Linked DNA regions of Homo sapiens: regions 2, 3 and 4 are each linked to region 1. A link is a contact called in ENCODE Hi-C or POLR2A ChIA-PET data. All regions are on one chromosome and are shown on one strand. The core of a region is the stretch at or near the end of the contact, and the rest is flanking DNA. Distances in the headings are between cores, read along the strand shown.

Evidence for each region. A loop is a pair of places that touch in the nucleus more often than their neighbours do. ChIA-PET counts read pairs that join two places held with the same protein, here RNA polymerase II (POLR2A). Pooled maps may share reads with other maps.
Region 2: a loop to region 1 is called in a map of CD4-positive, alpha-beta T cell, with 6 times the contacts of the local background. The contact joins the promoter of BNIP2 here to the promoter of POLR2M in region 1. A Hi-C loop is called at or near these places in 1 of 168 maps with a recorded cell type or tissue (CD4-positive, alpha-beta T cell), 2 of 37 single-sample maps with no recorded cell type and 10 of 50 pooled maps. POLR2A ChIA-PET finds 5 or more read pairs at or near these places in 3 of 52 experiments (CD4-positive, alpha-beta T cell, CD4-positive, alpha-beta memory T cell and PC-3).
Region 3: a loop to region 1 is called in a map of sigmoid colon, with 24 times the contacts of the local background. The contact joins the promoter of SLTM here to the promoter of POLR2M in region 1. A Hi-C loop is called at or near these places in 4 of 168 maps with a recorded cell type or tissue (CD8-positive, alpha-beta T cell, gastrocnemius medialis, naive thymus-derived CD4-positive, alpha-beta T cell and 1 more) and 15 of 50 pooled maps.
Region 4: a loop to region 1 is called in a pooled map, with 11 times the contacts of the local background. The contact joins the promoter of MINDY2 here to the promoter of POLR2M in region 1. A Hi-C loop is called at or near these places in 1 of 37 single-sample maps with no recorded cell type and 15 of 50 pooled maps. POLR2A ChIA-PET finds 5 or more read pairs at or near these places in 3 of 52 experiments (CD4-positive, alpha-beta memory T cell, GM12878 and activated T-cell).

What each region holds. Positions count from the first base shown.
Region 1 is chr15:57,702,573-57,709,542 of GRCh38, reverse strand. POLR2M (RNA polymerase II subunit M) reads right to left here and starts at 2,829. Exons shown (of 4, transcript NM_015532.5): 1 at 2,588-2,829; 2 at 185-829. The coding sequence starts at 2,700. It overlaps GCOM1 (GCOM1, MYZAP-POLR2M combined locus), which reads right to left. Exons shown (of 17, transcript NR_104371.3): 14 at 3,171-3,609; 15 at 185-829. RefSeq lists a silencer at 2,345-2,394 and an enhancer at 2,715-2,934.
Region 2 is chr15:59,688,070-59,695,039 of GRCh38, reverse strand. It overlaps BNIP2 (BCL2 interacting protein 2), which reads left to right and starts at 5,720. Exons shown (of 10, transcript NM_004330.4): 1 at 5,720-5,905. RefSeq lists a silencer at 5,443-5,952 and an enhancer at 5,366-6,014.
Region 3 is chr15:58,930,219-58,937,188 of GRCh38, reverse strand. SLTM (SAFB like transcription modulator) reads left to right here and starts at 3,510. Exons shown (of 21, transcript NM_024755.4): 1 at 3,510-3,785; 2 at 4,746-4,833. The coding sequence starts at 3,624. RefSeq lists enhancers at 3,064-3,153, 3,174-3,313, 3,604-3,843 and silencers at 3,344-3,523, 3,894-4,153.
Region 4 is chr15:58,766,839-58,773,808 of GRCh38, reverse strand. It overlaps MINDY2 (MINDY lysine 48 deubiquitinase 2), which reads right to left and starts at 2,507. Exons shown (of 9, transcript NM_001040450.3): 1 at 1,574-2,507. The coding sequence starts at 2,413. It overlaps MINDY2-DT (MINDY2 divergent transcript), which reads left to right and starts at 2,835. Exons shown (of 2, transcript NR_135474.1): 1 at 2,835-3,422; 2 at 4,930-5,737. RefSeq lists a silencer at 2,553-2,832 and an enhancer at 2,645-3,570.

The DNA.
Region 1 (6,970 bases), core at 1,580-4,079:
AGAAAAGGTCTTATTATATTGCCCAAGCTGGTCTACAACTCCTGGACTCAAAGCTGTCTTCCCACCTCAGCCTCCTGAGTAGCCTGGGACTACAGGCAAGCACCACCACACCCAGTTTCTCGTAAATTTTTGAGTTTAACAAATATCACGTTCCTGTTACAGGCCTGTTTCCGAGGGTACTTACACATTGGTTTTAAATTTACGCAGCTGGGGCACTGGGTTTTTGGCTCGCATTTCTAGCACTTCCATGTAATGAGGTTTCTTCTCAGTCCCACTGGAAAGGCCTGTCAAGTTCTTAGTACTTGCGTTTTCTTCTGACTGTTGTTCACCTTGGTCCGCAATGGTGATCCTCTGTAACCTGTCAATAAACAGGTTGTCAAAGCTGCTGGAAGTATCTTCCGCTTGACTTGAAACACGATGCCGCGGGTGATGCTCACTAGCTTCAGATGAAGGTGGTACCCTGTCTCTATTGCTGGAAGCTGGGCCCTTATTCACTGTGTACTCAACCTCTGAAGTCTCTTCATCACCTTCAAGAGTAGGACGTCCAAGTCCCTGGTTTTGTGAGGTTTGAGATGACTTGATGTTATCTACAGAGGAACATCCAGGAACTAGTGATGAAGTATCAAGTATCGGGTCAGAATTCTGGGCCTTATCTGTACCCACATCAACTTCTGCAATTGCTTTTTGCCTTAGCTTACAGTCTAAACTAACAGGGTTAAACAGTTCACTTTTTCTTCTAACTTCTTCACATTCTGCAATGGCAGCTTTCAGTTTGGCAAAAGAGTCAAAGATCTTTTTACCTTTGTCGGGCAATTTGCAAATGAATTTTCTGTCAAATGGAAAAGAATACTATTACATTACAGCCATTTTTTTAACTTGAGATATAACATTAAAAAGGCAAGGCATTATCTTCAAAGAAAGAAAAGCTGATTTTTAAGTCAAATATCTGATTTCTAACTGCCCCAAAACAAGAATAAAACAATTAAAATGGTCATTATCCAAATAGCCCAAAAAACAAGGGAATGCAGGAAGAATAGGGAATATATGCCTCATTTGTCTCAGCAAATTAGAATTTCAGCAAAAGTATTTTAAGCATATAATAATCACATAAGACATTCCAAGAACCAGCAGTCATTAAAGTGCAATCTCCAAAATTTGGGGATGGGGTGGAGTGTGGGGATGGGCCTATTAGGTCAAAACTACTTTCATAATAATACTAAGATATTATTTCCCTCTCATTTTCTCGCATGGGTACAGTGGAGTTTTCCAGAGGCTACATGGCATGTGATGACATCATTGTTCTAGAATAGAATGTGTGCTTGTGTATGCTTATGTTTTAAAGACTTCAGACGTATTTCTGATAAGTAAATACATTTCGCTAGATACAACACATAAAATAGCTCTTTGGGATGTCAATAATTCTTAAAGTATAACGGAGTCCTGAGACCAAAAAGTTAATTCACTGCTATACATTCAAAACCTATTCTCACAAGGTCAAAACACATGTCTTGATCCCAACCAATTATTTATTTGTCCCTTTTGCTGGATGACAGAGTTCCTTTTCTGATTCCCTTTTCTTTAACTATACAATAAATGGAAAGAAAAAATTACACCTTAAGTCCTCTGTTCTTTTTGACACTACATTCATCCCCACAATTTCAACTATTAACAACACTCTACAGCTGAAATTCCTGTTTTCTGTATTTTTCCAGGGTTCTCTCTTTCTTGAGCCTCATGACTACTTCTCCAGCTTTTAAGTGTTTGGTTTTCGATTAACCAAATGTCTGTCCTGCTCTCCTCTCAACTCTGCACACCCTAAGTAAAATCAACCTTGGATCTATTCCTCTCCCTGAATTTTCCTATTTTTGCTAGTGGTCTTCCATATAGATTGGAAACTTCAGCCATCTCTGTCAACTGCATTTAAATTAGTCCATGCTTAAAAGTTCTCCCAATCCCTTCCTAGCTCACTTTCTTACAAGTGTCTCGTGGGAAGTCTCTCTGAAAATATCCTTCTACTGTCTTCTGCTTTTTATTCCTTCAAACCATCTTTTGCAACAAGCTGCTGAACAAAGCTGCCTAAAAAACAAAATCACTTTTATTACGTGGCTCCCTTGCTAAAATCCGTTCAACCAGCCAGCTGAATGAGGGTCGAACTTTCCCGGCCTAATAAACCCCTCTTCATATCCCACTCTTCCCATTTCCTACGGTTCCTGTAAGCTTAGAATCCAGAGATGAAGCTGACAATCTGTTATGGGTTAGGGGTGCGGGCGACAAAAGGGTTTAGAAAGCAGACTCATGGAACCACCACAGTCCCCGGGTAAATAAAACCGACCAGGGGCTACTAACTCCCTGCAACGCCAGGTAGCCGTTCAATCCGAGCTATCCTCGCAGGCATACGTGCCTGGCCAGGAAGAGGCACGGCTCTGCCGCAGCAAGCCCTCCGTCCACTCGCCCGTAGGACTGAAGCGAATGTGACTGAGTCAAAGTCACCTTCCAGGGAAGGGAACAGAGTGCGGGAGGGGAGGGGAGCGCCCAGGGAGCTCGAGCTGAAGGAGCCTGGCGGAGACTCCGCGGGACCCCAGCTTACTCGTTGCGCAAAAGTCTCTCCTGGCGCTTCAACATTTCCCGCAGCTCCACCAAACTCCGCTGCGCCAAGTCCTCGGGAGCTTGGGGCTCGAAGCCGCGGGGCAGCGAGCACATTCTGCGCGGGCTGAGGCTGGCGCGGCGGCGGGCACTCGGCTTCCTCGGCAGGCCCCGCTACTAGCGCCGGATCCGCGGACGGCGGTGACTCCGGGGCACGAGCGGGAGTCGCCATTTTCCCGGAAGAACGGGGTCTTCTTCGAGCCGAATCGAGCTTTATTGAAATTCCGGAAACAAACACGGACTGGGAGAAGGGGGCGTCCGCAGGAGCGTTAAAGGGCGGAAGTTACGTCGGATGACGCCGGCTCCTTGGCTTGGCGCCCTTTCCCCTTGTGTGAGCATTCATGCGGTCATCAGCTGTTCGTCGGTTTATACAAAAAGTATTCAGCGCCAGCGTGACCTCACCAAGCACTATGTGTCAGTCAACAAATAGCAACGTCCTGTGTTATACTTGGGGTTTACAGAGTTGGCGGGGGGATGGGGGGAGGGAGAATCAAATTATGATATAATAGTAACGTTGGGATGGGCACCTGGGAAGATATCTCTGAGAAGTGGTTCAAGTCGAAACTTGAAAGATGAGCTGGCCATTAATAAGGTGGGAGAGAGTGCGGGACAGGATTTGGGAGACTCTGGCCTGTGCGTGGTGCCTCCGGCCTGTGCGTGGTGCCTCCTAGCTCAGCTTAGGGACGTCCTGAAATTGTTAAAGTTGGAAGGTTCCTCAGAATCAGCGATTTTTCTTGGGGCTCAATGCATTTGGAGAAGGACTTCATTTGTAGCACCGCCTCAAGCATTGTTAAGACATTTGGTGTTTCTGGCTTCTGCCTGCTAGGTGCTATGGCACTCCCAAGTCATTGCAACAATCCAAAATGTCTCCTCCAACATACATTTCCAAAGGCCCACAAGAGGTGATGAGGGAGTGGGAGCAGCTGTACAAACTCGTTGAGGACCTTTTCGAATTTTCTACTTTGCCTATAGAAAAACAGAGGCATGAAAACTGAAATAAATATTCCCAGGGCACAAAACCAGTAAGTGACAGCACCAGATTTCAAACTCAAAAGCCCAGCCCCTTTTCCAACACACCAATTTGAAAATCCCCTTCTTCACTTTAGGCCTATTTCCAAATGTGTAAAACTGTTGAAAAGACTTCCCTCCGCCCCCCCCCACCCCCGCCACCTCCCCAGCTGTTGAGAAGAAGGCAGCTTAATAGGTATTGGACACAGCTTTTACCTTCTCGTTATAGTTCAGCTACCAGAGGTGCATCCCAGTGGAAAGAGTAGGAAGACATGCAGTCACAGCAGATGTCACTTGGGAGGTTTGAACACCCCCATAACCCACCGCCCTCCCCCGATTTTTTGATATAGGAAATTGAAGTTGTCTCAATCCTGTGTAAGATGCTATATAAACACAAGCAGCTCTGTCCTAAAGAGACAGAAGATCTAGGTAAACTCCAAAGCTATTCCAGGGAGCACAATTGCAACCATTTATCTATCCCCCCAATCTGGTCCATTCTGATCAGATTCATTAATATATCAAAATAAGTTTTCTCTGTATAAGACTTGCTTTCAAGGACGTTAATAACGTGCTGCAGCATTGGCTGAATGAGAAATAGGTAAGGTCCTCGAGTCAGGTGGTTGTCTGTGGTACTGACAAAAAAAAAAAAAAAAGACTCCGTAAAATGTTGAAGAGATGTATTCTGTGCCAAATATGAGTGACCATGGCCCGTGACACAGCCCTCAGGAGATCCTGAGAACACGTGCCTAAGGTGGTTGGTGCACAGCTTGGTTTTATACATTTTAGGGAGACATGAGACATCAATCAAATACATTTAAGATAAACATTGGCTTAATCCACAAAGGTGGGACAACTCAAAGCAGAGCGGGTGTGGGGCAAGATGGGCTCCCAAGTTATAGGTAAATTTAAGTTTTTTTCTGATTGGTAATTGATTTAAAGGAATGTCTAGGTTAGCATAAGAACTTGTGGAGACCGAAATTTTATCATGCAGATGAAGCCTCCAGTTAGCAGGCTTCAGAGAAAGTAAGTTGTGTTTCTTATCAGACTCAAGGTATATGTGTTGATATTAAATGCTGTGTAGCTTTTCCTGGATTCTAAAAGAAAGAAGGGCATAATGAGGCATGTCTGACCTCAGCTTCCCATCATGGCCTAAGCCAGTCTTTTAGGTTAAATTTGGAGGACCCTGGACTACAGGAGGAAGTCCATTCAGACGGTTGAGGGCGGACCTTCAAATTTTATTTTTGGTTTACAGTGATAAGCACCCCGCAAGCCTCCCTCACCCCACCCCTGGACCCCAGCTGGAGGCCTTTATTTCTCCCACAGTAGTGAACTCCCCATGTGCTGATTGTAGGCCACAGGTGTCCCCAAGGCAAGGATGCCTTTCTTTTAGGCCTCAGAATTTTGCCCCCTTCTGTTACCCTTTTGTGGAAGGCTATCTCTTCTCCCCTTGCCAATTGTAAGTCTTGGCTGAAGTCTCACCTCCTCCCTGAACCTTCCCATGTTATTCCAAACCAAACTTCTCTTTCTTTTCAGCACAATTATAGGGCTTAGTTAAAGTTGGAACCTCACTGCATGAAGCATATTATACTTCTCTAATTGTGTTATGCATCGAGATTTCTTTTTCCTTTCCTAACAAAATTGTAAAGTCCTTTCTGTGAGGGAGCTATAATTGTACTTTTTCTGTCTCCTCTCAGGAACATAGCATGTAGTAATTGACACAATCTCCTTCTCTCATATTTTTTTCTCTACCTTTCCCCCATATTCCTCTTTCTCTTAATGAAATGTTTCTTATATGCAAATCTTAAGCTTTTTATATAATTAATCATCATTACTGTGTAGATTTTTCAGTGGTTTGGGATAGAATCTTTTATACAGTATGGCTTAGGGCTTCAAGATATCATAATACAGATCTAAATTCCCACCAGCATCCAAGCACAAACTGTCTAATTTTGTCAGTAACCAGGAAGCATGGCAAGTGGAAAACATCACTCTACAACAGAAGCAGACTACTTGCAGCCTATTTACACTTCAAAAGGAAAATAGGCAAAGTATTCTTTTATAATTTATGAAACAAAAAATAAATATCTAGGACACAAATTTTCACAGCAGTGTCTAGAGAAGAAGATATAAAATGGAGAAATTTAACAATGGAGAAATGAAGACTAAAGAGAGAAACAATGAGTGCTACAGGTTATACCTGTTTGCAGCTGAACCAAACACTTGAAAGGAAATGGAGCCCACAAACCACAGACAGCTAATCTCTGCTAAAGAATTCCAGTTGCCTGTCAAAGAGCCCATCCGTTATAAAAATGAATCTGGGCAAGTGTTTTGGGGTTTTTTTGTTTGTGTTTTTCAGTGCTCATTAAAAAGATGAATCACTTTTCCAGTGGTACTTGGATTAATCTCCTGAATGTTGCTCTCAGAGTAAACTAATAAATTTGGCTGCGTTTGAAAGGAAGGAAAATTCAAAACAGAATTAAGGGAAAGGAAAATTTCATTAGTCACGTGAGGTGCTGCCAAGATGACCTATAGACATCCCACTGCCACGAAGCTACACAAGGACACTGAACAAAAACAAGACCTGGGAATGATTTCCACTTGTCCTTACCTAGTTGAAGATAAAAACTGACAATCAATTGTAAAACTGATAAACATAAATGTTTAGAATTTCCAGGCTGTTCTCCTCTGTTTTCTTGCTTTGATTGTCATTGTTGGGGCATGAATGGCCACAAAACTGGCCATGATATAGTTGGAGTTGACCAGAATGGCAGCAACAATATTTCCCATCCTAAATGTGTTCTTCTTGCTATGTGAGTTTAACACTCCTCCTGTCAAGAAATGGGGTTATTCTTCTCTATCCTTGAATCTGGGCGTGCTTATAACTAGAGCAAAAGTGATTTTTCTAGTCTAGATGACAAAAGGTGATGCAACTTCTACCTAGCTTTCTTGAAGTGCTTACTCTTGGAACTCAGCAAGCAAGCCATGAAGAAGTCTGCATTTGCGTAGATGTTTTGGCTATCATCCCAAGCTGAAGTTTCAGCCAACAGGTAGCATCAACCACCAGACATGTGAGTGAGCAAAACTTTGGATAATTTCAGCCCCAACTGTCCAGTCACTTCCAGCCTTCACGACATCCAAATTGAAGCCTCAGACATTGTGGAGCAGAGACATCTTCACTATGCCTTTTCTAAATTTGGGGTCGTTTATTAAACAGCAGTAGTCACAGGAACTTTATCCAAGGTTAATCCCTTCAGCTATACTATGGATCCCATCTGTTCTTGCTTCTTTGGAGATCTCATTCATTTGTTCAGTAAGTAAA
Region 2 (6,970 bases), core at 4,471-6,970, 2.0 Mb before region 1:
AAGGGCTATTTACAGCCACCCCTTCTCCCATTGCTTGTGCTCTGGTCATGCTGAACACTGCAGTTCCTAGAAGCCTCTGTGAATCTGCATATTCCAATTCCCTCTGCCAGAAAGATCATCCTCTTGTTACTAAGCTCAAGATCTCCTCATTCAGAAAACCTCTACTGCCTTTATCTCCCACTCTCTAATCTGTTTAGCTCCCTTCAATTTAGCTGCACCTTAAAAGTACCAAGGTCACCTCAATCCACCAAATTGTTTATTGTCTTCATTGCTCCTCTCCCTAACCAGTTGATAAGCTCTTTGAATGCAGATACTATGTCTTTTTTTTTCCTGCATCCTCGGGGCCCAACAGCATTGATTTATGATATTGTTCAATAAAGATTTACTGGCCAGGTGTGGTGGCTCCCACCTGTAATCCCAGCAATTTGAGAGGCTGAAGCAGGCAGATCACTTAAGGTCAGGAGTTGGAGACCAGCCTGGTCAACATGGCGAAACCCTGTCTCTACTAAAAAATGAAAGTAAAAAGATTAGCCGGGTGTGGTGGCACACGCCTATAGTCCTGCTACTCTGATGGCTGAGGCACAAACCCAGAAGGCGAAGGTTGCAGTGAGCCAAGATCGTGCCACTGCACTCCAGCCTAGATGGCAGAGTGAAACCCTGTCTCAGAACATATATATATATATATCTCAAGCGGGCATGGCAGAGCACTTCGAGAGGCTGAGGCAGGAGGATTGCTTGAGGCCAGGAGTTCGAGACCAGCCTAGGTAAAATAGCAAGACCCCATTTCTAAATAAATATTTAAATAAGTAAATAAAGATGTATCAAATGAATGGATACTTGAAAGAAGTGGGTAATCTAAAATGACAACTTTGAAAGTAAACATTCATTTGACTGAGTCCTAGGTGAGTTCAAGAATTACTGGATTATTCAATAAATGCTTTTACACAAACTCTTTAGTCAGTTTAGTAAAGTCAGACTCCCTATTCATATCATAAGCACATACACAAAATGCCAATTGGATTTAATATTCATATGTAAAAAAAAAAAGAAAAGAAAAAAGAAAAAGAAACTATAAGACCACCAGAAGAAAACAACAGTGATGGGCCGGGCGCAGTGGCTCACTGTAATCCCAGCACTTTGGGAGGCTGAGGCGGGCGGATCACGAGGTCAGGAGTTCAAGATCAACCTGGCCAAAATGGTGAAACCCTGTCTCCACTAAAAATATAAAAATTAGCTGGGCGTGGTGGCAGGCACCTATAATCCCAGCTACTTGGGAGGCTGAGGCAGATAATTGCTTGAACCCAGGAGATGGAGGTTGCAGTGAGCCGAGATCACGCCACTGCACTCCAGCCTGGGCGACAGAGCGAGACTCCGTCTCAAAAAAAAAAGAAAAAGAAAACAACAGTGACTATACAATTTTAGTGTGAGGAATGCCTATTTAAACATAACACCAAAAACTACACAAGAAAAGGCTGACCATGGCTCTGAGCTAATGTATCACTCTCCAAGTGTTACCTGCTATGTAGGGCATAAGGGCTGGAAGCCATGCTTTTTTTTCCACGGAATTTTTCCCCAATTTTTAAGAGCTTAAATATCTGCCTATTCAAGGAAACAATAAGTAATTGTAAAAATACCCTAAATCTTGTCCAAAAAGTCTGGAAACACAGGGAATACAGTGGGTTTTTTTGTTTGTTTGTTTTTTGAGACAGAGTCTCGCTCTGTCATCCAGGCTGGAGTTCAGTTGCGCGACCTCGGCTCACTGAAACGTCCACCTCCCAGGTTCAACCGATTTCCCTGCTTCAGCCTTCCAAGTAGCTGGGATTACAGATGTGTGCCACCACACCCAGCTAAATTTTGTATTTTTAGTAGAGGTGGGGTTTCACCATGTTGGCCAGCCTGGTCTCCAACTCCAGACCTCAGGTGATCCGTCCACCTCAGCCTCCCAAAGTGCTGGGATTACAGGCGTGAGCACCACGCCTGGCCTACAGTGTATATTTAACATCGTATTTTGGATTAACAATTCCATTTATTTCTTTAGAGACACTTACCTAAGACAGTATGTGGAAGTCAAAGGAAAATATATTGAGCAATATTATTTCGAAATGTTACTAATACATTGTTTGAAAATAAATTAGTCCTATGTTTCTGACTTTTTGAACACCTATGAAGTGTTGTCCAGCGCTTTGGGAGGCCAAGGCGGGAGGATTGCCTGAGGTCAGGAGTTCAAGACTAGCTTGACCAACATGGTGAAACCCTGTCGCTACTACACAAAAATTAGCCAGGCGTGGTGGTGCATGCCTGTAATCCCAGCTACTTGAGAGGCTGAGGCAGGAGAATCACTTCAACCCGGGAGGCAGAGATTGCAGTGAGCCGAGATCGCACCACTGCACTCCAGCCAGGGCGACAGAGTGAGACTCCATCTCAAAAAAAAAAAAAAAAAAAAAAATTGAACAAGGCCGGGCGTGGTGGCTCACACCTGTATTCCCAGCATTTTGGGAGGCCAAGGTGGGCAGGAGTTCACTTGAGGCCAGGAGTTCAGGACAACCCCGGGCAACATGGCAAAAACCTGTCTCTCCAAAAGTACACAACTTAGACATGGTGGCACATGCCTATAATCCCAGCTACTCCAGAGGCTGAGGCACGAGAATCACTTAAATCAAAAAGTGGAGGCTGCAGTGAGCTGAGACCATGCCACTGCACTCCAGCCTGGCAACAAAGTGAGACCCTGTCTCAAAAGAAAAAAAAAAAAGGAACAATCTAAAAGTTCAATAAAGGATTGTTTAATATATACATTATCCATAATGAAAATAATAGCATTGGAATGTATTTATTGACTTGAAAAAGAGTTCATAATATATTTTAATTATTTATTTTTATAATATAGATTCCCATATCTTTCCATAGACTGTAGAGGGTGAAGCCTCAGAATCTGTATTTTTATTTATTTATTTATTTTTGAGACACAGTCTCACTCTGTTGCCCAAGCTAGAGTGCATGGTGTGATTTTGGCTCACTGCAACCTCCACCTCCTGAGTTCACGTGATTCTCCTACCTCAGCACCCCCAAGCAGCTGGGATTACAGGTGCCCACCACCATACCCAGCTGATATTTGTAATTTTAGTAGAGACGTGGTTTCTCCACGTTGGCCAGGCTGGTCTCGAACTCCTGACCTCGGGTGATCCACCCACCTCAGCCTCCCAAAGTGCTGGGATTACAGGTGTGAGCCACTGCACCCAGCTCATATTTTAAATGAAAAGAAGAAAATGGAGATTATAAACCACTAAGTACATTATCTGATTTTTATAAAGACTTATATGTGCAATTTATACATAAAATATATATGTGTGTGAATATATATATATATATAATCTGAAAGGCTATACATAAATATGTTAATAATAATTATCTTTTTGGCTTACTTGTAGTTTGTAATGTTTCAACAATAAGTATGGATAATTAACAAGATAGGGATAAAAAGATAAGTAATAGGATGGCTTACTCGAAACCAAAGCAAACACTGATCAAGCTTATTAAATAATAAAGTTACTAAAATGAAGAAGGAACTGAAGATCTTAAAAAAAAGAAATCACATAACTATATATGATTTCCAGTGATTTTCTGCCACCCTGTGGGGAATTCTGCACATTGCAGAACTGAAGAAGCAAAGTATGAAACTACAAAAACTTCTGTAAATCAAGATGAAATTTCTTGGCCCAAGTAGTTGTTTAGCTAAAGCTCTGTTGATCAGTTTTGTTTTCTCTACTAGCTATTTAGTGAAATTGCTAGACTAGGATAAAAAGAATACCTAATACTTAAATGTGATTACAATATGACAACCAAGGTCCTAATACATATATATGAATTCATCTCACAAAAACCCTATAAGGTAGGTACTATTTTCTTCCCATTTTATCAAAGAGACGGACTTTAATCTACCAATGGTGGGTAAATGTTGCCAAAGCAATGTGAAATCCAGGCAGAATGCTGCATTTTTAGTCAATGATTTAAAATTTTGAGCTTTTCTGTTCCCCTCAGGCCTGATCGTACCCCAATGGAATCACCCAAATACTTGATGCTGAGCCTTTCTATGGATTTATCAGATGAAACTTTGGAAAGGGACTTTTTTTTTTTTTTAAGACAGGGTTTCGCTGTCACCCAGGCTGGAGTGGAGTGGCGCGATCTTGGCTCACTACAACCGCCGCCTGCCAGGCTCCAGAGAGTCTCCCACCTCAGCCTCCCAAGTGGCTGGGACCACAGGTGCATGCCACCAAGCCCACCTAATTTTCTTCTTTTCTTTCTTTCTTCCTTTCTTTCTCTTTGCTTCTTTTTCTTTCTTTCTTTCTCTGTCTCTTTTTTTTTTTTTTTTTTTAAGAGATGGGGTCTCGCCATGTTGCCCTGAGGTCTGGCGATCTACCGACTCGGCCTCTCAAAGTGCTGGGATTACAGTCATGAGCCAGCACGCCCAACTGAGAGAGACTATGATGTTCTCCAAACAAATCTCATTTGGTTGAAACTCTACAGCTGAGTATGGTCTAATTTGAGTAGTTTACCTTGAGTACTCTAACCATGGTCTATAGACCTGGGCTCTTCTGAGAACTGTTTGCAAATGGTTCACAGAGAGAGAGTAGAAAACTCTATGTCAATTTTGCAGGTAATTTTATGGCTGTTAACTCTAACGATAAAAAGTTTTGACTTGGACTTTGTATGTCTTTTCATTTTTCTGTTTTATTAACTTGTCAAAAACTAATTGAAAATTGAAAAAAATAAACCGACCGTTCCCCCAGTGAAGAGAAGCACTGCTGTAAAGCTTTTCACACTCAAATATTACCAAACTCTAAGGTCGCTTCTGAGGCCTAACTCCCCAAAATGATGCCTCGGATATTTTTCCTCGCCTTATTTCTTTTTTTTCTTTTTCTTTTTTTTTTTTTTTCCTTTTTCCTTTTATTTGAGACGGAGTTTTTGCTCTGTTGCCCAAGCTGGAGTGCAATGGCACGATCTCGGCTCACTGCAAACTCCAACTCCGCCTCCGCCTCCGCCCTCGCCTCCTGAGTAGTTGGGATTACAGACGCGCGCCACCACGCCCAGCTAATTTTTGTTTGTTTAGTAGAGACGAGGTGTCACCATGTTGGCCAGGCTGGTCTCGAGCTCTTGACCTCCGGTAATCCACCCGCCTCGCCCTCCCAAAGTGCTGGGATTACAAGCGTAAACCACCGCGCCCGACCTCCTCCCCTTATTTCATCCATTTTATAATTCACATTATTGATCGCTGATAATTGCACCTATTGTAATGATACTGATAATTGCACCTGTTGTAATAATATTGATATTGATAATTGCACCTATTGTATTACAATATTATTATTGATATCGATAATTTCACCTACTGTAATGATCAATAAAGGCAGGCAGAAAGAAAACAAAAGTAACTGAAACTACCAGGCAGCGTCCCTGCGAACAGCAAAGAGGGAAGAAACGCCTTGAGGCGTAGTAACGCCACCAATAAGGAGTCGACGCGACGGGTCCGCCCACAGGCAAGGAAGGCCGACCCCGCGAGTGCAGGCGCGAGCGCTAGCCCGTGACGTCTGAGGGGGTTGGGGGGATGCTGTGTGGGTTTCAAGAAGACGCCACGCCTCCGCCGCCGCCACGCCCCCGCCGCCTCCACCGCCGGCTGCCGCGCCCGGAGGAGGTCGGGATGTTATCACTTCCGCCGGGGCTTCTCACTGTGTCCGGGTCAGCTGCTGCCGCCGACGCCGTACCGCTGCGGCCGGGGGATTGGGCCGGGGTCTCCACCGCCGACCGAGGGGAGCGGGCTCCGCTCGGCCCTGCTTTTTGCGACCTGGCCGTCAGCCCCACGTCGCCGGCCTGGAGGGGCGAAGAGGACGAGGGGGCCAAGGCTTCCTCCGGGGTGAGTGCGGCCTGGGAGAACTCGGCACGGTGGCTCCGGAGCTGGACTGGGAACCGGCCTAGGGGCGAAAGTCTGTCGGGCGCGTGCCCACGACGTCCGGGGAGAGGAAACCCAGAGAGTTACCCTTGGTAGGGGGAGCCATAGAACCTGCTCGGGAGGTGCTTCCTGGATCCCCGCCCTGCTTAGGTCCCCGCCCTTGGCTTGGGTCCTGTTTGTATTTGGCAGTTTGGCCCCCCACCCCGTCGCTTTTCCGTTTCTGGTAGTTGTGCTCGGGATGGAACCTTGCCCCTCCTCCGCTCCCCCACCCTTTTACCCTGGTGTGGGTGAAGTGGCTGGGCTACGATGGTTCAGTATTTATGACCAGCGTCCGTCCTGGTACAGAACAAAGAAACTTGGACTTCTGGTATGCCTCGTAACCGCGGGGAATAGACACGGAAGCAGCATAAGTAATCAGGGCTTTAATAGATCTTCCCTAGTACGCTAAACCAAATACAGAGTGTGTACGTCAAAAGCCGAGTCCCCGCGTGAATCTAGACACAACCCTTTCTGTTTAAATACCTGGCAAAATGGTTTGGATTTCTGGATGCATTTCATGCCGCTGGAGAGTTACTTGTCTGTGTCTTGTGAGCTCTTTGACGAAACAGCTTTTCCGGTGTTGCATCAAGATAGTTACGGTGCCTCCTATTTATTTAATTGAATAAACTATGTGATTGCATTTTAGTGTTGCTTTTTTCATTCTCACCTTCTCTTGATTAGGATCTCTATTTCACCTAATACCTGATTTCGTATTTTCAATTAAATGTAGTTTTTCTAACATTTTATAGGAATCTCTGCAATTGTAGAAACAAATTCTGTAATTTGTAAATGGATGTTTCCTCAAAGTTACAACTGACCTTACCCAATTAAGTTACCCCTGCAGACTAGTTTCTTGATCATTTTGCACATATTCTTAGTTCTTTTTGGTTTACATTTTCTCTAAACTCTATTCCTAGTCTTCATATTCTCTAGTGCAGCCTAATACTGCTGGGCTTAGACCGGAAGTATGACAGATCCACTTCTGCAAAC
Region 3 (6,970 bases), core at 2,261-4,760, 1.2 Mb before region 1:
AAGGCTTTCCTTACTCTAAGTTCATGTTTTCTTCTAGAGAGCAGTCCTTTAGTGTCTCAAAAGTAAGTCTGGGGCCAGGCACGGTGGCTCATGCCTGTAATCCCAACACTTTGGGAGGCCGAGGCAGGCAGAGTACTCGAGGTCAGGAGTTCGAGAACAGCGAGGTCAGGAGCATAAGACCAGCCTGGCCACCATGGTGAAACCTCGTCTCTACAAAAATACAAAAATTTAGCTGGGCACGGTGGCGCATGACTGTAATCCCATCTGCTCAGGAGGCTGAGGCAGGATAATCACTTGAAGCCGGGAGGTGGAGGTTGCAGTGAGCTGAGATTGGGCCACGACACTCCAGCCTGAGTGACAGAGCAAGGCTCCGTCTCAAAAAAAACAAAGTAAACAAAAATACCCCAAAAAACAACAACAAAAAAACTAAGTTTGGGATGGCAAATCAGGCCCCCTTCCTTTGGCAGACTCGGCTCCACCTTTTATCCCTTAAATCACCCAAAAGTGGTGCTCAAATCTCACCTGTCTTTCAGCATTAGCAAACAGCTTCTTTTATTCCAAATGGTGGTCTCATCTCTCTAGATTTCAGCCTTCTCTCAAATTTTGGCCCAGTAATTTCTCATTACCTTGTTATTTCTTTTATGGTTTTTATGTTTTAAAAAGTTTCAAAATGTAGGCCGGGCGCAGAGGCTGACGCCTGTAATCCCAGCGCTTTGGGAGGCCGAGACGGGCGGATCATGAGGTCAGGAGATCGAGACCATCCTGGCTAACACGGTGAAACCCTATCTCTACTAAAAATGCAAAAAAATTAGCCAGGCATAGTGGCAGGTGCCTGTAGTCCCAGCTACTCGGGAGGCTGAGGCAGGAGAATGGCGTGAACCCGGGAGGCGGAGCTTGCAGTGAGCCGAGATTGTGCCAATGCACTCCAGCCTGGGCGACTGAGTGAGACTCCATCTCAAAAAAAAAAAAAGTTTCAAAGTGTTTTGTCAAACATCTTCATTATCTTCAGAGAGACATCTATATGATTTATCTCCCCATCACTATTTAATATAACCTATGTGCTTTTCATTAAGATAAGTACACAATAATGTAACTATTGTCAAAAGGAAATAGCTGAGTCAAATGAAGATGTTTCAAGGTAGGAAAGGTTTAAAAGCCTGTTCGGGCTAGGTGTGATGGCTCACGTCTGTAATCCCAGCACTTTGGGAGGCTGAAGCAGGAGGATAGTGTAAGACCAGGAATTTGAGACCAGCCTGGGCAACATAGTGAGACCCTGTCTCTACAAAAAAAAAAAAAAAAAAAAGAAAAGAAAAGAAAAATTAGCTGGGTGTGCTGGCATGCTACTTGAGAGGCTGAGGGGGAAGGATCACTTGAGCCCAGGAGTTTGAGACCAGACTGGGCAACAACGTGGTGAAACCCTGTCTCTACAAAAAATACAAAAATTAGCCAGGCATAGTGGCAGGCGCCTGTAGTCTAGCTATTCAGGAGGCTGAGGTGGGAGGATCACTTGAGCCTGGGAGGTTGAGGCTGCAGTGAGCCATGATCACGCCACTGCACTCCAGTCTGGGTGACACAGTGAGACCCTGTCAAAAGAATAAAAATAAAAACAAAAACAAAAAAAAGAGAGAGTGTAACTGTAAGTTCCCAGATAAATCTCTTAAAATCTTGAGGGCTGGGCCAGAAGATTTTTTTTTCTTTTTTTCTTTTTGAGACGGAGTCTAGCTCTGTTGCCCAGGCTGGAGTGCAATGGCGTGATCTCAGCTCACTACAACCTCCGCCTCCTGGGTTCAAGCGATTCTTCTGCCCCAGCCTCCCAAGTAGCTGGGATTACAGGTATGCACCACCATGCCCGGCTAATTTTTTGTATTTTTAGTAGAGATGGGGATTCACCATGTTGGCCAGGCTGGTCTTGAACTTCTGACCTCTAGTGATCCACCCACCTCAGCCTCCCAAAGTGCAGGGATTACAGGCATGAGCCACAGCACCCAGACTTTTTTTTTTTTTTTGAGACAGGATCTTGCTCTGTTGCCCAGGGTGGAGTGCAGCGGCCGGATCTCACTGCAACCCCTGCCTTCCGGGTTCAGGTGATTCTCCTGCCTCAGTCTCCCGAGTAGCGGGGATTACAGGTGCTCACCACCACACCCGGCTAATTTTTGTATTTTTTGTAGAGACGGGGTTTCTACTAAACCCTGTATCTTGGCCAGTTTGGTCTTGAACTCCTGACCTCAAGTGATGGGCCAGAAGATTTCTAAGGAGTCTTGCATTCTAAACTTCTATTATTGTGAATCCAATGTTGTAGCAGAGACAGAGCTGGATTTGGAATCAGGAGCCTGGGATTTGAGCACAGCTCGGCCACATACCAGCTGTGTGAACATGGGCAAGTCATTTAATCTCTCTAAGCCTCACGGAGATTTACTTGACAGACTTGGGAAGGATTAAGGGGGTTACTGTACGTCAAAGTGCCTTATAAACTGTAAAGAACTACCCTAATGTCAGGTATTCTTTTATAATGTCCAGTCTTCCTTTTTTTTGAGCCAATCAGAAAAAGTAACCTAAAGTGAGTCAGATCTCAGGAATTTAAGTTGTAAAACCAGGAAATACAGTATAGTTAATTGTGCATCATAATCACCTTATGGAATTTATAGAATCGTTTTATTTTATCAATGCTTGCACTTTGATAATGAATAATACAAGGTAAAATTACAAATAGGTACTCACTTGTACAGGCCGATCCTCCATAAGAAGATGCTCACTGTTCTTGGAATCCCAAATTTTGGGGGGCAAAATAGTGAACACAGTATATGATAACGGCAACAAGTACTTATAAGCTAGTTTTCTCTTTCATTGAACAATTTCGTGTTGAGCCATCAGGTCTACCGGGGAGGATAGCAAACCTGAGGCCAACAAGAAAGAAGTTTTCCTGTTTTTCAAGTGAGGAAGGGCAGCCCTAGAATAACCTAAGCTGCCATGGGCAGGGCGATGATGTTTTCTCCTGAGACAGCCAATGAGCCATGTGTCAAAGGCCAGCCCTTCCTATTCTTTGGACTAACAGCCCTAGAACTGCTTTGAGGTCTTTTGAATGGAACTCGGGGAACCTAGTTCGTTGGTGCACACCGGCGACAATTTTTCGATTATTCAGCAGAACTGATAAAGTATTTCCTTGAGAGGTTCAGCGCGCGCACGCGCCCCCTCGGTTTGTGTTGAGTAACGCGCGCACTATGTCATTCAGTGCCCGCACATCGTTGTTGCTCAAGACTCAAGACGTTGCAAGAAAATGGCTAACGAAGCGACGAGAGAACGGCGGCGCGGCGGACGTTGCTGCGGTAGGACGTGCCCGACCTCCCAGTCCACACAAGGGAGCGCACCGCCCAAGTGGCCGCGGCCCGCTCGACCGAGCGCGCCGCTGCCGGTCCCTGCGCCAACGCGCACGCGCGGCCGTCATCCGGGTGCTGGCGGCTGCTGCTGCAGGTTGCGCTAGGGTGGCGGACCGGGGGAGGGGCCAGCGGCTCATTGTGCGCAGCGCTGCGCGGCGCCGGCGGCCGCCGAGGCCTGGGTGGAAGTTGGCGCTGCTGCCGCCGCCCTGCAGCCCACTCGCTGCCTCGGCAGCGCGCTGCTCTTCTAAGATGGCTGCCGCTACCGGTGCGGTGGCAGCCTCGGCCGCCTCGGGTCAGGCGGAAGGTAAAAAGATCACCGATCTGCGGGTCATCGATCTGAAGTCCGAGCTGAAGCGGCGGAACTTAGACATCACCGGAGTCAAGACCGTGCTCATCTCCCGACTCAAGCAGGTGAGGCCCGGCGAGGACCGGAAAGGACCGGGAAGGGGAACTTAGGCCGCGCCTCGGCGCCCCGCTTCCGCCGCAGCCTCCGGCTGCCCGCAGCCGCTGGGACCTGCGGAACGGCATGGTAGGGAGGCCAGGGGCGGCTCCCGCGAGCGTGGAGGACGGGGACCCTTCCGCGGTGCCCCCGCCCCGCGCCCCGGGCCGGGCCGGGCCTGCGAGGGACCGGCCACCGCAGCCCAGCGTGCCTCCGCCTCCCCGGGACGTCCCCGCCAGGCTGCGAGGGTTGCGGCCGGCCGGCGCGGCCTCCCAAGGGCGATCGCGGAGACCTGGGAGGCGCTGGCTCCCCAGCCTTTAGCCATGGTGAGCGTGTGCATTTCTTGGCCTCAGAGGGAATGGTTACTTTGGTGACTTCTGCGAAGTTACCGTTTAATTGTGCCCAACCGTTTCTTCCCCATCTTGAGGGGGAATTGGTAGTGGGAGTTGATGGGTGGGTGACAGAGTTTTTGTTTTCCACTAGGCTTTTAGTTTTTGCATCAGCGCAATAATTACTTTTTCTTTCCTGATTAGCTTTCTGGTTTGAGTGAGCGTTGGAATTGTAGCAGAGGAGCAGTAAGTTTGCATTACAGAAACTAGGAAAACTCTTTTTAGTTATTTACTTTAGTAGCTAGCAACTTTTCTGCAATAGAACATATTTGGATTTTTGGCCAGTATGATGTGATATTTAATTATCTTGACACGGTAGAATTTAAAACTCCTTGCGATTTTGATACCTAATGATTTTTTTCCCCTGAAAGTTTCTCTCACTCTTTCGTGTAGTTTAATTGCTCATTTTTGAAGTCGGTTGATGAAATGACTGGCAATTCTAATGTCTTGAGGCTTGAGGTTTGCTAAATTTTTTTTCATTTCGTTTTTATAAAATAAGTTTAGATAGATTGTGTAGCATATTAACTTCTCTTTCTAATGTAGGCTATTGAAGAGGAAGGAGGCGATCCAGATAATATTGAATTAACTGTTTCAACTGATACTCCAAACAAGAAACCAACTAAAGGCAAAGGTTGTTACGAGTTATGAACATGTTTTAAAATATATTTTGGTTATATAACTTGCCTCTGCTCTTGTGCCTCTTGCCCTGTTTATATAGTGCTACTCTTTGCTATTTCCCTCTGGCAGTCTGCCTTCTTGGGTCAAGGAAGAAAAGTTACTGTTGCCAGGCTTTGGGTGACTTGTAGCCCTTAAGATTCGGCTGAAGCTGATTAGAAAGTGAGAACAGTTCTTTATTGCTTCCGGAAAAAATTACAAAGTCAAGTTGTGTAATGATGCTTCATAGTGTGAAGACCTGAATAAAATACAGTTTAACACATGTCTACCTTGCCCCACAATTGGCAGAGTTTTGATGGAATTCCTACCAAATCTTTTACCTTGCCTCCTTGCTGTTTTCTTTAGTATATTAAAATTCTATAACCTTTATGTTTAGTACTTTGTTTGACTTGGTGAACTTAATTTGCATTTATGCCATTATACCTCCTAATTTTTAGTGAAATTCAAAAAGACCTCACCAATCATACTAACAAGGTAGAGGGAAAAATCCATGATTAATTAGCTTAAAAAAGTTTTAAATTATAGGGATGTTAAAGATTCTTATTTTTAACTTTTAAGCTAGAGCAAAATATATTTATTTCTAGGATATAATGATTTAGTGACTAGCTAAAAGTGGTTTTAAATGAACGTTTTGCAGTATGAATGGAACTTAGGTATTTTTTAAAGCTTCTTGGTAAATGAAACCTTTATTTGAATAACTGCAAATTTCTCCCTCCTATAAGGACAGTGGCAGAGGGTGGACATGATATATCTGGATTCTGGTCTTTACCTACAATTTTCATGCAGAGTTTGTCATGAACAGCTGCTGCATTTTTTGTAATCTAATTTTCTTTACTGCTTTAAGTGATCCAAGTGTTACTCCCAACCACTGAATGATTGCAACTAAAATAAAATGAATGGATTAATATTGAAAAGGGAATATTAAATTTTGATCTTAAGCACACCTGGGTATCAGAGATGAGGACAACTCACTATTTTAAGTCTTCCTAGGTTAGGAGAGTCCCCTGTTTGTGCCAAAGGAAATTGAAAAGGGCTAATAAGCATTCCCTGGGAGAGGTGGGGATGTAGTTTAGAGAAGTAAAAAAGTTATCTTAAAGGTAGCTTTTAAGATAACTCTGACTCAGTGTATCACTTTGAGAGATACATTTTCTGTATTTAAAGAAGCTTGTCATGAGAAGACTGCCAACAAACCAGAGGCTATTTCAAAATGGAAAACGATAGAAATTCAGAAATAAGTATATCAGGAATTAACCATGTGTCTTGCAGTAGTTTTGATTCATATCTTTTACCTAGCATGCTGTGCTAGTTTGACAGGTACTGTGTATTAATCATAGTCCCAGGTTGTTTGAGTTGACTATTATTTTAGCATTGAAAATAAACATGATTTATTCCTTTCTCACCTACTTTTAATTTCTCTGTATATCCCTTTTTCAGTTTTGACTAGGAACATCATTTATCTCTTATTATTAGAAATAATTTCAGCAATATAAAATTTTAAGGGTTTTTTCAATACATTTTATGACAGGTATATATATCTATATATATGATATATAGATTATATATAGGTGTATATATATCATATATGATATATATATATATTTTTTAATAGGGTATTGCTCTGTTGCCCAGGCTAGAGTGCAGTGGTGCCTAGCTCTTTGCAGCCTCAAACTCCTGGGCTTAAGTGATCCCTCCCACCTTAGCCTCCCTGGTAGCTGGGACTACAGGCATGTGCCACCACAACATTTTAAATAAGTAAACATTATTTATTTTTATCAGTATGTTTGCTAATTTTTTTCTTTGTATGGGTTATACTTGAACTTTATTCCATAACTCTGATGTTAAGAGGTCTTAAGGTATTCAGTTAGAAGTTGTAACATTTGGGGGCCGGGTGCAGTGGCTCACGCCTGTAATCCCAGCAGTTTGAGAGGCTGAGGCGGGTGGATCACCTGCGGTCGGGAATTCGAGAGCAGCCTGGCCAACATGGCCAAACCCCATCTCTACTAAAAATACAAAAAAAAAAAAAAAAAAAATAGCTGGGCATGGTGGCGCGCGTGCCTGTAGTCCCAGCTACTCGGGAGGCTGGGGAGGCTGAG
Region 4 (6,970 bases), core at 1,258-3,757, 1.1 Mb before region 1:
TTATACTCTTCTCTCCCCTGGGAATTCCATTTCCCTGTTATTCTAAATTCTCTTCCTTAAAAGATCTGTTAAATTGCTCTAATTTGTCTTTAAAACAAACAAACAAACGAAAAAAAAAAAGATTGGTTCAAGACCCATAAATCCCATGAAGTTTTCTAGGACTACGCCATACCAAAGGAAAATGTCCCCTTTTTGAATATCAAATGCATTTCCACAGATTTACCACAGTTTACCTACCACTTGTCTCATATAACTTACTATTTCTTGTTCTTAAACAGTTTCCAGTAAGTTAATGATGCCACCTCAAACAGCTTGACAGCCTTTTAAGGGCAGGTACTGTCTTCACTTAAAACATCTCAGTGCCATTATGCACCAGACAATGGCAAGGTTTCTAATTTTATTTCTTTTCTATCAGTCCTTGCTAGCGACAGGAAGATAAAGGCATGTTTGATAAACACTATTCCCTTTACTTGATTTTCTACCTAAGTGTTTAGAAGAATCCAGGTTATTTTTCTTTTTCTTTTAATATAGGGTCTCACTGTATTGCCCAGGCTGGTCTCAAACTTCTGGGCTCAAGCGATTGTCTTGTGTCAGCCTCCAGAGTAGCTGAGCTTACGGAGTAGCTGGGATTACAGGCGCACACCACCACACCCAGTTTGTTTTGTTTTTTTTTCCTAGGAAACATTGCATCTACAGATATAATTATCAATTTGAAAATAAAATAGGTGCTGTGAGATGCATCTTCTCAGCACCCTAACACTGCAAGCTTAAATGAGACACTTCATTTGACAGGTAACTCGCTCTGAGTCCTCAACATACCTATTTTTAAGGGTCTTTCCCTTTTTTGCTCCTTCACCTTAGACATACCTTTTCTTATTTTAGTTCTTTAGAGTTTTAGCTCCCTTAACACATTCGGATGCATGGTTACTGGTAATAATGCCAAACCATTTAAGGAGAGCCAAAGAAATGAGGCAAGTAAAAATCATGCATAAAATGAAAACAATCTTTGAAAACCAAGAAGTTACGGTAATTGGGTCTCAGACCAATGCTTTTCCTTAAATGGAATTTGTCTAAAGAGCCACATCTTCCCCATCACCATTCTCTTAAGTATCTACACACAAATGGGGCATTAGTTGGAAATCAAACTAAATATAACCATGAAAACTTAGTCCATGATATCACGGATTGATGGTAACTTCTGAAGATTACTTTCTCCAATTCTTCACTTTTTTGCATATGTGATAAGGTCAGTAAGAAAATGTAGGAAATTATAGTTTAAAATAATCATAAGATTTAAGATGCTCTAAGTCCTTCTTGTTTCTAAGTGTATCAACCACAATTGAATGTTGAACTCTTAAACACTACAAGAGAAGACTGAGGTTAGGGGCAATTCTTTTCGATATATGTATAAAGGAATATTCCTTCAACATGGAAGTCTTGGAATGAATTTCATGTAAGAAGGGGACTGATGAATGAGGAAAGAAAGGAAGCCATCACCTGACATGCAGCAGCTCCCTCACCCCGTTTTCCTCCACCCCAAAAGCTGTAGGAAGTAGAAAGCTGCAGAATGTACCTTCCAGGCCAGGAGCAAAACATTGAGGATGGCCAGCAAGGGGCAGGGTCCGTTCTCATTCTGGGTGATGATGGGTGTGTTCTCTTCCTTCCACTGGATCCACTTGATGTGATACACAGATTGTCCCGGGAAGCGTTCCTTGGAGGCCGCCAGCACCTGAGCGGTCTCCTCCCCCTCCTCCTCCTTGCACAGAGGAACAGCCCCGGGCAACACCGCCGCGCCCTCCTCCTCCTCAGGGACCCTGTTCTCCGCTCCCTCCTCACTATTGAACTCGCAGCTACTGGGAAAAGAATGCAGGTTAGAGAACGACTCCAGAGAGTCCAGGCTCGGAGATTCCCCAGGAGGGCTCGGGTCGCTGCAACTGCTGCTGAGGCCGCCGGCGCTGCTGGGCTCTTCGGAGCCGGCGGCGGTCAGTTCTGCTTGGCAGGTGCCGGCGAGATCCGGGCGGGCTCCCGCGTCTCCGGCGGTACCCAACTCATGACCCACTCCGGCCACGGCTGTCTCCGGGGAGGCGGTCACCTTGTACTGCCCTCTCAGAGGCGCCTCGGCGGCAGCAGGACTCTCCAAACCACTGTCCTTCAAGTCCAAACCCGCGGAGGAGCTGCAGGGTCCGGGAACCTCAGGAGAGCCCGCGGGAGAAGCCGAGTCCGGGAGGCTCCTCCTGGCGGCCGCCGCCCCCAGCCCATTCCCGCCGCTGGTCTCCGCCGCCCATACCCCAGGACCATCACCAGCGGCGAGCCTGGTCTCCTGTAGCCCTTCCTGCGAAGAACCTGTCCCTGACGCTGGCCCGGCCGCCACCCCGTGTTCTAGCGGCTGCAGGCTCTCGGGGCTGCTCTCCATACCGGGCCGCCCGCCCCCAGCTCTATGGAGACCGCGGCCACTTCTCCGCAGCCAGCGCCTTGGACGCCATGACAGCTGTATTGGCAGCAACAGCGCCCTGGCGCGGCCTCGGTCAGGCACGTCACCGGGGAGAGTACTAAGAACGCGCGCGGGCGCGCGCTACCGCTCTGTCCGTGCGCTCTGAGCTTGCCTCCGCCTGACTGCGCGCTGAGAGGCGAAGGCGAACCACTCAGCAGCCGCCCACGTGGCCCAGCCCTTTCCGTGCGTCCGACCGAGCTCGCTCTCGGAAGGCCGGGCGTGGAGGGCGTGGCTAGGAGGGCGCGGCCGGGGGGCGCGCCCCCGCGGCTCAGCTCCAGTAGGAAAACATCCTCTCACTATGTGGCCGGAAGTTGAACTCCCGGGCAGCTCCCTTGTGTGCGGCTTCTTTAAAGGGAAGGCAGGAGGCGGACAGCTTGGCTGTGACCCTTTAGCGCTGGGTCGCGTGTGGCCCACCCTCGGCCTGAGGCATTGTTGGGTGGTTGGAGGTGGTTGTAGTATTTGGAAAAGAACTTGTCCCTGAAGGGCTCAGGGGACTTGGTTTCTCAGCTCCTAATATGGAAAATTAAGGCATTTCTTACGAGATGCAGATTTTAAAGCAGGCATATCTACTCGACGGCTTTGGATTACTGCACTGCACAAATTCCAGTCTCTGTCGGTTTTGGCTGAGAAGAGCTGTGCTTCTCACCAGCTACTGGTGAGACATTCGCCCTACAGGAAAGGGTCGGTATGATTGTGGACATTGACATGCGTAGCAAAAGAAAGTGGCTAATTTGCGCCAATAATAATAAATTAGCTTGTATTTGAATTAGCCAAGTCTTTGCGGTTTTGCTAACTTGGCTTCACTTTGCATGGAGTGGGAAGCGCCTGCTTCTGAAAAGGTGACTTTTTTCCTAATTAGAATGGACTCCTCTTAAGGCCATGCAGTTTTCAAAGAAGAAAGACAAGCTGGACGTTTTGTTAGTAACAAAATGTATGTGGGTCCTATTCTAACTTGTTACAGAAAAGGGCTTTTTCCCCCATCTTTTTTCTTTCAACATTTTCTAGGCTGTTGGGGATAAAAAATTAACGAGACAGGTCTTCCTTCGCAGACATATAAATACCTGATACATAATTAGAATGTGATATTTTTGCACCTCTGTTGGTTAGAGAAGGCAGACAAGATTGCAAAGTAGTATTTCATTCATTCCTTTAATACATTTTAGTACCAAGTAAGTTGCTGGATGCTGTCTGTCACTGGAGATGCCATAGTGGATCACGGAGCTTATATCTTCATGGAGCTTACTGTCTTTTTTTTTCTTATTGCTATTTTTTAATACATACTTATATGTTTTTTTGTTTTTGTTTTTGCTTTTGTTTTTTTTTTTTTTTGAAACGGAGTCTCTCTCTGTCGCCCAGGCTGGAGTGCAGTGGCACGATCTTGGCTCACTGCAACCTCCGCCTCCCGGGTTCAAGCGATTCTCCTGCCTCAGCCTCCCGAGTAGCTGGGACTATAGGCGCCCGCCACCATGCCTGGCTAATTTGTTGTTGTTGTTGTTTTTGAGACGGAGTCTTGCTCTGTCGCCCAGGCTGGCGTGCAGTGGCGCGATCTCGGCTCACTGCAAGCTCCGCCTCCCGGGTTCACGCCATTCTCCTGCCTCAGCCTCCTGAGTAGCTGGGACTACAGGCGCCCGCCACCACGCCCAGCTAACTTTTTGTATTTTTAGTAGAGACGGGGTTTCACCGTGTTAGCCAGGATGGTCTTGATCTCCTGACCTCGTGATCTGCCCACCTCGGCCCCCAAAGTGCTAGGATTACAGGCGTGAGCCACCATGCCCGGCCACACATAATATGTATTACATATAATACATGAATGTTGGATACTTATATTCTTGTTTACCTGAGAATGCAGAAGACTGTGCCCCTTTTTTTTTTTTTTTTTTTTTTTTTCCCACTTGAGACGCAGTCTCGCTTTGTCACCCAGGCTATAGTACAGTGGCGCCATCTCAGCTCATTGCAACCTCCACCTCCCGGGTTCAAGTGATTCTCCTGCCTCAGCCTCCCAAGTAGCTGGGACTACAGGCGCACGCCACCAGGTCCAGCTAATTTTTTTTGTATTTTTAGTAAAGACGAGGTTTCACTACCTTGGCCAGGCTGGTCTCTAACTTCTGACCTTGTGATCCGCATTGACATGATACTATGGTATATGTCCAACTGTAGGGTCCAGCCTTACGGGGCTTAGCGGGTGTTCTCCCCGTGTTCAGAGACGAGAGATTGTAATAAATAAAGACACAAGACAGAGAGATAAAGAGAAAACAGCTAGGCCCGGCGGACCGCTACCGTAAAGATGCGGAGACCGGTAGTGGCCCCGAACGGCTGGGCTCGCTGATATTTATTGCATACAAGACAAGGGGGCAGGGTAAGGAGGGTGAATCTTTTAAGTGATTGACAAGATGAAGCAAGTCACGTGATTACAGGATGGCGGGGGCCTTCTCTTTTAGGTAGCTGAAGCAGAGAGAGAAGGCAGCATACGTCAGCATTTTCTTCTCTGCACTTACAAGAAAGATCAAAGACTTTAAGACTTTCACTGTTTCTTCTACCGCTATCTACTACGAGCTTCAAAGAGGAACCAGGAGTATGGGAGGAGCATGAAAGTGGACAAGGAACGTGACCATTGAAGCACAGCACCACAGGGAGGGATTTAGGCCCCAGGACTGCAGGCAGGCCTGGATAATATCCAGCCTTCCACAAGAAGCTGGTGGAGCAGTGTTCCCTGACTCCTCCAAGGAAAGGAGACTCCCTTTCACGGTCTGCTAAGTAACGGGTGCCTTCCCAGACACTGGCGTTACCGCTTGACCAAGGAGCCCTCAAGCGGCCCTTACGCGGGCGTGACCGAAGGCTCACCTCTTGTCTTCTAGGTCACTTCTCACAATGTCCCTTCAGCACCTGACCCTATACCCGCTGGTTATTCCTAGGTTATATTAGTAATGCAACAAAGAGTAATATTAAAAGCTAATGATTAATCATGTTTATAATAATGATTGATAATTGTCCATGATCATCTCTATATCTAATTTGTATTATGACTATTCTTATTCTAACTATTTTCTTTATTATACTGAAACAGTTTGTGCCTTCAGTCTCTTGCCTCGGCACCTAGGTAATCCTCCACCCACATCCTACTCTTGGACAACAGGAAAATTAGAAAAGATAATGGAGAGCTTTTTCAGAATGTTGAATTTAGGAGTTGTGTGTGCTTTTGATCTCCATGTCAATCCATAAACAATAAATCCTGTTCTTAAATTTGAATTTTCTGCCTAAAAAAGAATTGGAGATGTTAATAGATTAAAATATATGCTGCTGGTTTAAGCATTTTACGGTATTTTAGGCCATGAAATATAAATAAGAATAATACAGATTTCAAGGCCGGGCGCAGTGGCTCACGGCCTGTCACCTCAGCACTTTGGGAAGCTGAGGCAGGCAGATCACCTGCAGTCGGGAGTTCAAGACCAGCCTGACCAACATGGAGAAACCCTGTCCCTACTAAAAATACAAAATTAGCTGGGTGTGGTGGCACACGCCCACAATCCCAGCTACTTGGTAGCCTGAGGCAGGAGAATCGCTTGAACCTGGGAGGCAGAGGTTGCAGTGAGCCGAGATTGCGCTATTGCACTTTAGCCTGGGCAGCAAGAGTGTAACTCCATCTCAAAAAAAAAAAAAAAAAGGAATACAGATTTCAGGAAATTTAGAATTTAGCATAGTACCTCAAATGTAAAAAGGAAATGTATAAAGCTGTGTTATATGAATAAATTAAATGAATGAATCATTTATAGGCCTGTGAGCCATAGGAGAGCCAAAAATCATGGCATACACTTCTCAAATAATGGCCCTTCACCATTTTTCAAAACCTTTACTTGGATAAACCTGTACTTGCTGTGGTAGTTTTTATTGGTATGCGTTTCAAATGCTCACATGGCATCATTTAATATTTTTTTTGTAACAAACAGAACCAGTTTTTCTTTTCATGCTGTTGTCAACAATTAAGCCTAGATAAACAGCTGTGAAAATATAGGTAGTTATTTAAGTTCATGAAAAGGTACATAGTTATTTTTTAAGGGAGGTGGGGAGTGGCATCTAGGGAGAATACCAGAAGACAAACTGATATTTTATTCTTATTTTGCGTATATGTATCTTTAGGTAAACTCTGAGGTAAGATTGCTGTTTTTAAGTTAAATAGTACCATCCAAATTTTATTTAATTAAATTAATTTATTTATTTAAGACAGGGTCTCACTCTGTCAACCAGGCTGGAGCACAGTTGCGCAATCATGGCTCACTGAAATCTCAACCTCCCAGGTTCAAGTGAGCCTCCTGCCTCAGCCTCCTGAGTAGCTGGGACTACAGGTGTATATCACCATGCCCTGCTAGTTTTTAAAATTTTTGTAGCATATGTTGCCCAGGCTGGTCTTGAATTCCTGAGTACAAGCAATCCTCCCAACTTGGTCTCTCAAAATGCTGTAATTATAGGCATGAGCCACTGCAC